Linked DNA regions of Homo sapiens: region 1 is linked to region 2. A link is a loop called in an ENCODE intact Hi-C map of the cell type or tissue named here. Cell type or tissue: prostate gland. All regions are shown on one strand. Each heading gives the region's core, and the rest is flanking DNA. Links, peaks and the distances in the headings are about the cores only.

The links. Peaks named below come from ENCODE experiments on the same cell type or tissue, not always from the same donor. Only the 100,000 strongest peaks of a DNase experiment are listed, where the experiment ranks them.
Region 1: a loop joins it to region 2, with 3 times the contacts of the local background. A loop is called at or near these places in 2 of 110 quality-filtered maps.

Annotation. Positions count from the first base shown.
Region 1 is chr21:17,551,572-17,556,958 of GRCh38, forward strand. It overlaps CXADR (CXADR cell adhesion molecule), which reads left to right. Exons shown (of 7, transcript NM_001338.5): 3 at 178-382. Among named protein-coding and RNA genes, the nearest start is that of CXADR, 41 kb to the left of the region's middle. In prostate gland, for the core only: a CTCF peak has its summit at 3,248 (motif pointing left); no DNase peak of the experiment used is centred there.
Region 2 is chr21:17,488,929-17,494,315 of GRCh38, forward strand. No RefSeq gene overlaps it. Among named protein-coding and RNA genes, the nearest start is that of CXADR, 21 kb to the right of the region's middle. In prostate gland, for the core only: no CTCF peak of the experiment used is centred there; DNase peaks (open chromatin) are centred at 3,313 and 4,023.

The DNA of each region.
Region 1 (5,387 bases), core at 261-5,260, 63 kb after region 2:
CCATTTTCTCGTTCTGTGGTTTGGGTAGTTTTATGTTTCCCCATAATACTGTGTTCTTCTTTTTCTTTTCTGGGAGGGGGCGTTCTGTAGCAGCAGGTGTATCCAGGGCTCCTTTAAGAGACAGTTTTTTTTGTGTGTGTTTGTTTTTCCTCCTGTCTAATTTTGGCTTTCTTTTAGATTATTTTATATTCTGGAGACAAAATTTATGATGACTACTATCCAGATCTGAAAGGCCGAGTACATTTTACGAGTAATGATCTCAAATCTGGTGATGCATCAATAAATGTAACGAATTTACAACTGTCAGATATTGGCACATATCAGTGCAAAGTGAAAAAAGCTCCTGGTGTTGCAAATAAGAAGATTCATCTGGTAGTTCTTGGTAAGTTATTTTTATTTGTGTTAACGGGTTACTGAGTAAGAGAATGATTAGTCATAGTACTGTAGTAGCAGCACTTGTATAAAATAAAGCTTAATTTTTTAGAATAACAATTTTAAACACTTGAAGTACTTCTATGTTGGATAGCATCAAATATAAAACTAGCTTTTGGTTTTGGATAGGAAAAGTAAGAAGTGATCAACTTCTTTGTGAAATTCATAAGAGTTTGAAAATAAGTGAACGAGTATTATGGTATGGAGGAAGAACCCTAAGCTAGGAGTTAGGAGATCTAGGGTTTTTGCCTTGTCCTCAGAATTTGCCCTGAGAATTATGTAGAACCATGTTTCTATGATGAATAATTTAAGCATTTAGAATGGAGATGAAGAAATATGGAAGAAGGAATATTGAATTCAAGTAAGGCCATTAGGCATCACATAGTATTTAAGCTTCTTGGCATCACTGTTTTTCATCATTAAAGTGAGGAGATGAGACATTCACTGATATCTTATAGCCCTCTCTGTAATAGTTAATAGGGAGGTAGTGTAAACTGCTTTGTAAACTGCCAAAGACTACAGAGTTTATTATCCTTCTCTAGATTCTGTGATAATGTCTACAAGCACTCTTAATCCCTTCAAATTGAGAAACTGAAAGATAATAGTTCATAAATATACTTCTAAAACCATACTGTGGTAAGCTTTACACAAAATGTACATTGGCTACCATGTAGAAAAACATAGCTGTCTAGCTCTCTGCTTAATGACAGTAAATTCCCCTGTCCTCATGTTTTAGGGGACACTTGGGGATTGACTTTCATAGGAAAAGCTGATGCTAGAATTGTCTAGCATGACTGGAAATAACTGATCAGGGCAGGCCTCCCACATCAACATTTACCTCATTCCTTCTGTTTAGAGAACTGATTAGGGGTGGGGTAGAATATTCTAAAGAATACTCTTTATTTTAATTTTAATTTAATTTAATATTATTTTATTTGAGATGGAGTCACACTCTGTTACCCAGGCTAGAGTGCAGTGGCACAATCTCTGCTCACTACAGCCTCTGCTTCCCAGGTTCAAGTGATTCTCTTGCCTCAGCCTCCCAAGTAGCTGGGATTACAGGCATGCACCACCACGCCTGGCTAATTTTTGTATGTTTAGTAGAAACAGTGTTTCACCATGTTGGCCAGGCTGGTCTCAAACTCCTGACCTCAGGTGATCCACCCACCTCGGCCACCCAGAGTGCTGAGATTACAAGAATACTCTTTAGGAGAGCAATGTTCAAGATGACTTGGGCACCCAACACTTAACTACTCCTCCTACAAGTAGACCCAGCACTTAACTATTACTCCTAGAGACTAGGAACAAGAGTGGGGATTTTTGTGTACCTTCATGGCAAATTCATGCATTGTCTTGGTAGATAGACTCTGCTGGCAGCATCATTGAATGGGGACCTGAAGAGGTCCTGGTGAAATGCATCATTCTGAATCGCACTAACTAAAAATGTTTCTTGTGGTGTGAAAGTAAGTCAATCTAAAAAAGGAACCAGGAAAAGGAATATGGTAATGTTGGAAATTTGAATTTTCTGTGTCTTCATTGAGTAAACATGGAGTAACTTTTCTTTGTTATAAATGTATAAGCAAGTGAAAGATTAACACCTGGTCCGAATTCTTTTTTTTTTTTTTTTTTTCTTTTTGAGACCAAGTCTCGCTCTGTCACCCAGGCTGGAGTGCAGTGGCATGATCTCGGCTCACGGCAACCTCCGCCTCCTGGGTTCAAGCAATACTCTTGTCTTGCCGTCCTGATTAGTTGGGACTACAGGTGCCCGCCACCACACCTGGCTGATTTTATTTTTGGTAGAGACGGGGTTTCACCATGTTAGCCAGGATGGTCTCAATCTCCAGACCTCGTGATCTGCCTGCCTTGGCCTCCCAAAGTGCTGGGATTACAGGTGTGAGCCACCGCACCCAGCTACCTGGTCTGAATTCTTATCACAGACCCAGGAATTCCTGAGATTATAACCCTGACTATACTTTCTTCCAACACTGCTCTCTAGGAACTATTAAGTTGGAAGATGTATACGGAATATTAACTGGTTCATGATATGCGAAGCAGAAGATATTTGATTATCGGAATTATTTATTGTGAAACCCCTGTTTGATGGGACAGTTACACTGGGATTAATGGGGTTGGCACATATTCCCAGAAGAGTTGTGGACAAGCATGTTTGTGTGTTTGTGTATTGTCTGGATCCTGTGGGACCAGGTTCAGGGTCACATTTGCAGTTCTCAACTGAAGAGAACATTACAGCAGAACATGTCCCAAAAAGGAACCTGAGTTGGGTGGTAGGGGATGGCACATGATGTGGCTCAGTTCACTCATGGCAGGAGCCGTGACTGCCCGGCAGTAGGAATGGCCTTTTTATATTAAACTTTGAACCCCAGCATGTCCTAAGAATGGGTAAGTGGGAAGCATTGACACAGTTCACCCTGAGTTACTCCTGGGGAGAATTTTATAGCCAAGTCAGCCTTCAGTTCAAACCAAGGAGGGGGAGAGGGGATAAACTGGGGATGAGAGGAGAAAGCAGGGAAGTGATTGCCGAAGAGAAGTAGGGACGACTGGAACTCTGATCTGGACGAGGTTGTGTCAGAGCCAGAGAATTCCTTGTAGCTTTTTCTTCCATGTTTTTAGATGAGTCGTGACTGCTGCTGGGAGAAACCACCAGAATTATATTCTCTCGAAGGTGAAAATTAATTGGATTGAAGCTTATCTGTTAGTTTTGCCTGGAAATTCTGCCTGGATTATCTGGGGCAAAAGATAAGATGAAGTGCCCTCTAGTGACCCAACTAAGTGGTGGTCACTGGAGCTCATTTGATTGACTGATAGTGGCTCTGTCTAATGCTTTGGTTCTTTTGTGGGAAATCTGAAGTAGTTGCCATCATGGCATTCACAGGGTAATGGCAGTGCATTCATTGAGCTTGTGTGTTATGTGGCCGTTAACCCACAGAGATGATTGATAGTCGTCTGGATGTGAGGGGCAGCATGTTGCTGTAGCTTGCTCCATTGCCGTGCCTGCCTTGCTCTTTCAGACACAGCAGAAGCTCTTGTGGATGCAGCTCAGTAAAGAAGCAGAAGTGGGAAATGATAACAAAGAGAGTTGATAGAAGGTTACTGTTGTGGCCATATATCACGGGCACCTTCCCCTGGAGCTCTGGAAGGGCCTGTTTATTGAAACCTTTTGGTATAAAGAGACAGAGTTGTTTTGAAGAGCAGAACATGCACAGTTAACAATTCCTGGACATATATGGTATACTCCCACTGCACCATGCCACAGTGGCAGCAGCAAGTGTAGTGGCTCAGTCATCACTGGCCTTAAAGGTCCTAAGGGATTTGCAAACCATTGATACTGGGCACGGCCCCTCACTACTTTTTATTTTACAATAATTTTTAGTTTTATGGAAAAGTTGCAAAAATACAAGGAAGTTTCTGAGAGTGGATCCATCATCTAATTTCCCCTAATGTTAACATCTTACAAAATCATATTATAATTATCAAAACCAGGAAATTAACACTGATACAATACTATTAACTAAATTACAGACCCAGTTTGAATTTTACTGTTTTCCGGTAATGTCCTTTTTGTACTAGGATTGCATCTAGAATCCACATGGCATTTATATCTCCTTAATCTCCTCCAGTCACGTCTGGGGGCACATGATGTCATGTCTTATTGTTAATCGTGATCGCTTGGTTTAAGTTTTATCTGATGGGCTTCTCCACTCTAGAGTTATTATTTTTCCCTCTATAATTAAAAAATGTCTTGGGGGAGCTACTTCGAGACTATGCAGATATGTTATTTCTTATTTAACTTTTGCCTATTGATTTTAGCATCTATTGATAGATTTTGCCTGGAGTCAGGGTATTTTTGAACCAATAAGAAATTATATTTCTTGGAAGGATGACATCATGATAAAAGTATCCCCTGTCTCATGTAGGGATTTAGAGATTATTTCCAGTAGACTGGTGCAGCCACTAGCAGGAAAAGATGATGAAGGAATACGTGTATGGAACAGAGCATTACTAAATTGGTGGGATACCATGTCCAACTACAACTTGATGGTCACATACCCATATCTGAGAAGGACTGTTGTTTGTGTTAGTGATCATGGAAGCAGATGTTCTGAGGACAGCGGCCAGTATGTGGGAAGTCCAGACCAAAGAAACATTTAGGAGACAAGACTTTATTCGTGCTCTCTTTGTGGTTTTCTTCTGTTCCAGCAGAGTACCATGGGTTAAGAATTAATCTTCCTCGTAGTGTAATGGTTGGATGTTGGCATGTAAAAGACTTGTACTTCCTCTTCCCAGTGGAAAGCAGGTGGGCCACTCCAAAGTGTCATTCAGAAACCTGTGTTGGTAGAATCTTGTTTTATTGTGGACGGGTTGTAGTGAGGCCCTGAATTTCCTAGCAGCTATTTTAAATAACTATCCGTTATTAGATATGTTTAGATTGCTGGTTATATGGGAGAAAATGGATATAGAAAGGATGAGCGTTAGAGTTAGAATACCATATTACCCATAGATGTTTGATGCACAAAGCATTGCATCAGTTATTTATTTGCTGGTAATTTATTCTAATAAAGGATTTATTGGTAGTTTGAAGAACTGGAAGAGAACAAGGCTCATTTCATTGAAGACTCCCAGAATGAAATAATTTGCAAAACTTATTTAAAAGTCCAATTGATGTAGTCTCCAGAGCACCTGGTCAGATTGAAAAATAAACAGATTTGTTTGGAAAAATCAACAGTGCAGTTAAATATGTGTTGACCCTTATTTTAAAAATGTAAGTAGGAGCAGATGAAGGGGAATACAATTAAATTTGTTAAGGAGTTACTAAGAAAGAGTAAGGTCATGGTTGATAACCTTAGTTGAAGATACCCCACTGAATATGATAAATCATGTTGAGCCAGTTTTGGGAAACAATTTGACAATTTCTTACAGTGTTAAAATATGTACAG
Region 2 (5,387 bases), core at 209-5,208:
TATAATGAATTTCATTTTCTACTAAATTGATTAAATTAAGGCCTGTTGATTTACTCCAGGAGAACAAAAAACTTGTTTGTTCCCTAATATCTATAATAGTGTCCATCACATATTTGGTGTGAAAAATAAATTATATAAAAAGTTATTTATTTTTTAAATAGGCAATGCATGCATATACAAATTCAAAAGATAGAAAAGGATATATAGTGAAAATTTAATTTTTGTTTCCTCATCTCCCAGCCAACAACTCTCTTCCTCAGAAGCAATCACTGTTATCAGTTTTTTTCTATCTTTCAGAAAAAATCATATGCATTTTAACATACACACACACAAACATATTTCACAGAAATTGTGTTATATGATAAAGTTTTGTAACTTACTTTTTTCCCATTTAACAGATGTTCTTGATGTATTATTTCACAAAGAGAAAAATATTAACATTTCATAAAAAGCTGCCTCAATGAAGGACATTTTGTATTTTTTGCCTAGTCAATATGAAAACTTAGTCATTGATAAAACTATTTCTACCTTCTAATGAGAATTTTAAAAACTATAAACATGATTTTTTAAAAAAAAATTGAGTTTCCAAAAAGAAAGGAAAGAAGATTAATCCAGAAACTCCACATCTTCCTGGATTGGAGGGTACCCTATCGTTCAAAAATTCTTCCAGAGTATCATATGTTTCAGATGGATTCAAGCAGAATATTTTTTCAAAGATCAGTAAGCGGTGCACTTAGAAGAGAAACAGCCTCTCTACATCTAAGACTGTGAGTATTAAAAGCCACATGTAGAAAGCACCTGCCTAACATAGAGCCAAACCAAATACAAGCAGAGCCAAAGGAACTGAGTCATGATGTGATCATTTGAACTTCTGGATTCAGCTAGGCCTGAAGCAGGGCCAGGACTAGGGTGAAGTAAGCGAGGCATTAATTTGAGGGGCAAATTTTAAAGGGATGCAAAGAAACCTCAGTAATAAAAGAAAATACAGTATTTTCTTTTTTATAATAAAAATATTTTAATTCTTTATTTCAATAAAATATATTATTCCCTCCTATTTGTCAGAACATGAACATAGAAAATATTTCCAATAATACTTTTAAGAATCAAAATTAATGCCCAAAAAATCCACAAGGAAAAAAACACCATTATTTGTTTATTTATTTCATTTATTTATTTTTTTTTAGACAGAGTCTTGCCTCTCTGTCACCCAGGCTGGAGTGCAGTGGCGCAATCTCGGCTCACTGTAACCTCTGCCTCCTGGGTTCCAGTAATTCTCCTGCCTCAGAATCCAGAGTAGCTGGATTACAGGCATGCACCACCATGCCTGGCTAATTTTTTTGTATTTTTAGTAGAGATGGGGTTTTGCCCTGTTGACCAGGCTGGTCTCGAACTCCTGAGCTCAGGTGATCTGACTGCCTCGGCCTCCCAAAGTGCTGAGATTACAGGCATGAACCACCACGCCTGGCCCAAAAGTACTAATTAAAAAATATATATTATTATTATTAAGTTCCGGGGTACATGTGCAGGTTTGTTACATAGGTAAATGTGTTCCACGGTGGTTTGCTGCACCTAACAACCCACCACCTAGGTATTAAGCCCAGGATGCATTAGCTCTTTTCCCTAATGTTCTCCCCCAAAACTCACCCTCCCTTGACACGCCCCAGTGTGTGTAGTTCCCCTCCCTGTATCCATGTGTTCTCATTGTTCAGCTCCCACTCACAAGTGAGAACATGCAGTGTTTGGTTTTCTGTTCCTGTGTTAATTTGCTGAGGAGGAGGCTTCCAGCTTCACCCACATCCCTGCAAAGGACATGATCTCGTTCCTTTTTATGGCTGCATAGTATTCCATGATGCATATGTACCACATTTTCTTTATCCAATCTATCATTGATGGACATTTGGGTTGGTTCCAAGTCTTTGCTATTGTGAATAGTGCTGCAATGAATATATGCATGCATGTATCTTTATAATTGAATGATTTGTATTCCTTTGGGTATATACCCAGTAATGGGATTGCTGGGTCAAATACTAATTTTTTTTTTTTTTTTTTGAGATGGAGTCTCGCATTGTGGCCTAGGCTGGAGTGTCATGTGCGATATTGGCTCACTGCAACCTCCACCTCCTGGGTTCAAGCAATTCTCCTGCCTCAGACTCCTGAGTAGCTGAGATTACAGGTGCCCACCACCACGTCGGGCTAATTTTTTATATTTTTAGTACTGATGGGGTTTCACTATGTTGGCCAGGATGGTCTCGAACTCCTGACCTTGTGATCCGTCCACCTCAGCCTCCCAAAGTGCTGGGATTACAGGCATGAGCCACCATGCCTGGCTAATTTTTAAATGAAAACAGGATCTTAGTCTGCACTTACATGAGTTTACCTTACTTGGCCTCCCTCTAATCCCAGCTCTGAGACATTCTGGTTATTACATGAGCAGATAATTTCTATACATTTTATTTTTACTTAAGTTAATTTTAGCTGAATTTCTGTCATTTGAAATTGAGAAAACCCTGCGTAAAGGATCAATTCCCAATGCTACTGTAAGCATTACATGATTTCATACATGTGTAGTTCTTAGGAAAGGCTTGGTGCATGTATAAATGCAGATTATTATGGCTATTGTTACTGCAATTTCATTTCACCGCCTCTACCATCCTAAAATACTCCAAACTCCTACAAAAATTTATTGCAGATATGCAAAATTGTAAAAGCAGCCCTGTTTGCGCAGATCCCGTGGGACAACCCCATGTGTTGTGCTGTGTATCCCCTATGCGTGGGTACTGAGGTTAAGCTTCCAATGGGCTGCTCCTGGCCAGGGACCAAGTGTGGCAGGGAAACAAAGGCAGACCCATTTTTCACCTGGTGATTCTGGCTTGAGGATTCCGCATCAACCTGGACAAAACTTTCTTAGAACTGCACTGCAGTCTAAGACATCCTACTCATTCTTCCTTCCTGCCCTCTCTCCATCCCAGGGATGAGATCAGCATTGCATCTGAAGCTCTCTCAACCCTCCTTTTTTCTGCTCAATTTTCCTTCACAAGTGTTTTCTCCAAGAAATTTCTCACACTTCAAATCCTGTCTTGACATCAGTTTCTAGAAAGACCAGAACTAACATTTGTTGATAATCTCTCTTTCTATTCCGGTGTGTACATTTCTTTCTAAATAACTCAGAACTATCAAACTTGGTACACACACACAAGCACACACGCTCATGTTCCTAACCAAAGGCTAAAACTCCTCGGCCATCAGGTCGGCCTTAGGGACTTGGTGGTGGTACTTAGGGGAAGTCAGGCTGTGGTTAAAACAGACTTACCAGGAACCACAAGCACTGGCAGATTATCAAGAAGCTGAATCACGGACCGTTACAAGAAGCTGAATCATGGATAGTTATTCCTCCTGATTCTTGTGTGGGTGTTTTTTTTTGTTTTGTTTTGTTTTTGTTTTTTACTGTAATTTAATCAGTCAAGAAATAGAAAAAAATTCAAGTATTTTCTAGCTTAATTTTCTGAAATACCTAGATGCCTCGAACCCTCAAATTAGAACTTCTAGTACATAAGCCATAGCTCCGATCTCCCACTGCTCACCTCTGGTGACGCAGGCACCACATGGGAACAACGTAGGCCAAACACTTTGCCACCACTTATTTTCCTTTAAGGGAGTGAGGAATTCTCCTTCAAGAGAGTGAGAAATTCTCCTTCACTTACTAACCACTAATTGGTCTCTGACAGGATTAGCAGGTCCTCTTGAGAAACAAAAACACAGAATTCTTGTATCTTCAAAGGTTGTTTTATGATATCTCCCTTAACCAGCACCTGATTTAAAAAAGGTTTTATCTATGCAGTTGAACCAGACTCCTGCCTGTCTAGCCCATGAGGGTATACCAGAACCCAGGGACCTAGTACCATAATCCCCACCAGTGGGTCATTAGGTGTTAAGATACAGCCAAGCCACAAACAATGTCCAGTGATTCCCAAGCCACCACACAGAGAACATCTGCATGCTGCAACAGGCAAGGCGTACGCCAGCCCAGAAATCTTACCAGTAAACCAAAAAGCCTCCTGCTTTACCTGGGCAGGTACAGTGGACTGTATTTACTGGTTTTATGATGCTGCCTTTGTTCCAAGGTCATGATGACATCATAGCACTTGCAGGTATTGTTTCCCAATAATGGTTCATTTTACTAGGTACTGGGAATCTTCCTCCCATGGCCATCCATACTACTATGCTACAAACTGATAACTGTTATTGCTTCTAGAGAAAGTCTAGGTGACTGACAGTCAGGCATAAGAAAAGATTTTTTCCTTTTTTTTTTTTTTTTAAAGTAGAGACAGGGTTTTGCCATGTTTCCCTGACTGGTCTGGAACTCCTGACCTCAAGTGATCCACCTGCCTTGGCCTCCCAAAGTGCTGGGATTACAGACGTCAGCCACTGTGCTCGGCTACAATTGTTTACTTTTAAATCCTCTACTGAAGTTGGAGCCACATAATTGCATCACCTACTCAAAAAAGAAATAAACTAAAATAACATAGAAGTTGTGCTATTCCCACAGAAATTTTAGATGGCCTTACCAGTATCAGAGCAGGGTTCACAATTTACACAATGATGAAAGATACTATTCTTCAGTCTCTAGGGCTTTCTCCGGCATAAAACTTTTCCAGTGATATTTTAGTTTTCTACCACCTGCCACGTGAACACCTGGGTCTCTCTCCTTCACACCTCTGAGGCCTGCTAAAAACGTCATCCATTCTTCCATCAAAAACAGTGTTTCAATGTAAACATGGAGTCTATCATTTGGATCTCATGATACCTTCTGTCCAGGGTTGATAATTCCTGGCTGGCCCCAAACACCCTGTACTCACCTTCTGTATTAGCCTGTTTTTGCATTGCTATAAAGAAATACCTGAGGCTGGGTAATTTATAAAGAAAGCTGGTTTATTCTGGCTTATGGCTCTGCAGGCTATTCAGGAAGCATGATGCCAGCATCTATTTCAGGTGAGGGTCCCAGGAAGCTTACAGTTATGGCCAAAGGTGAAGGCAGAGGTGGCACATCACATGGTGAGAGAGGGAGAAAGAGAGAGAGGAGGAACCAGGCTCCTTTAAACAACCAGCTCTCGCTTGAACTGAGTGAGAACTCACTTATTACCAAGGGAAGGGCATTAATCCATTCATGAGGGATCTTCCCCAACGATCCAATCACCTCCCACTAGGCCCCACCTTCAACACGGGCGATTACATCTCAACATGAACATGAGATTTGGAGGAGACAGACATCCAAACCATATCAACTTCTAATATGCTAAGACAAAGTACAATTTTTCCATAGATCAGCATAAATCCTCAAAGACACAGACTCTTTGCCACTTCAGGTGGAAATCCCAGTAAATTGAATA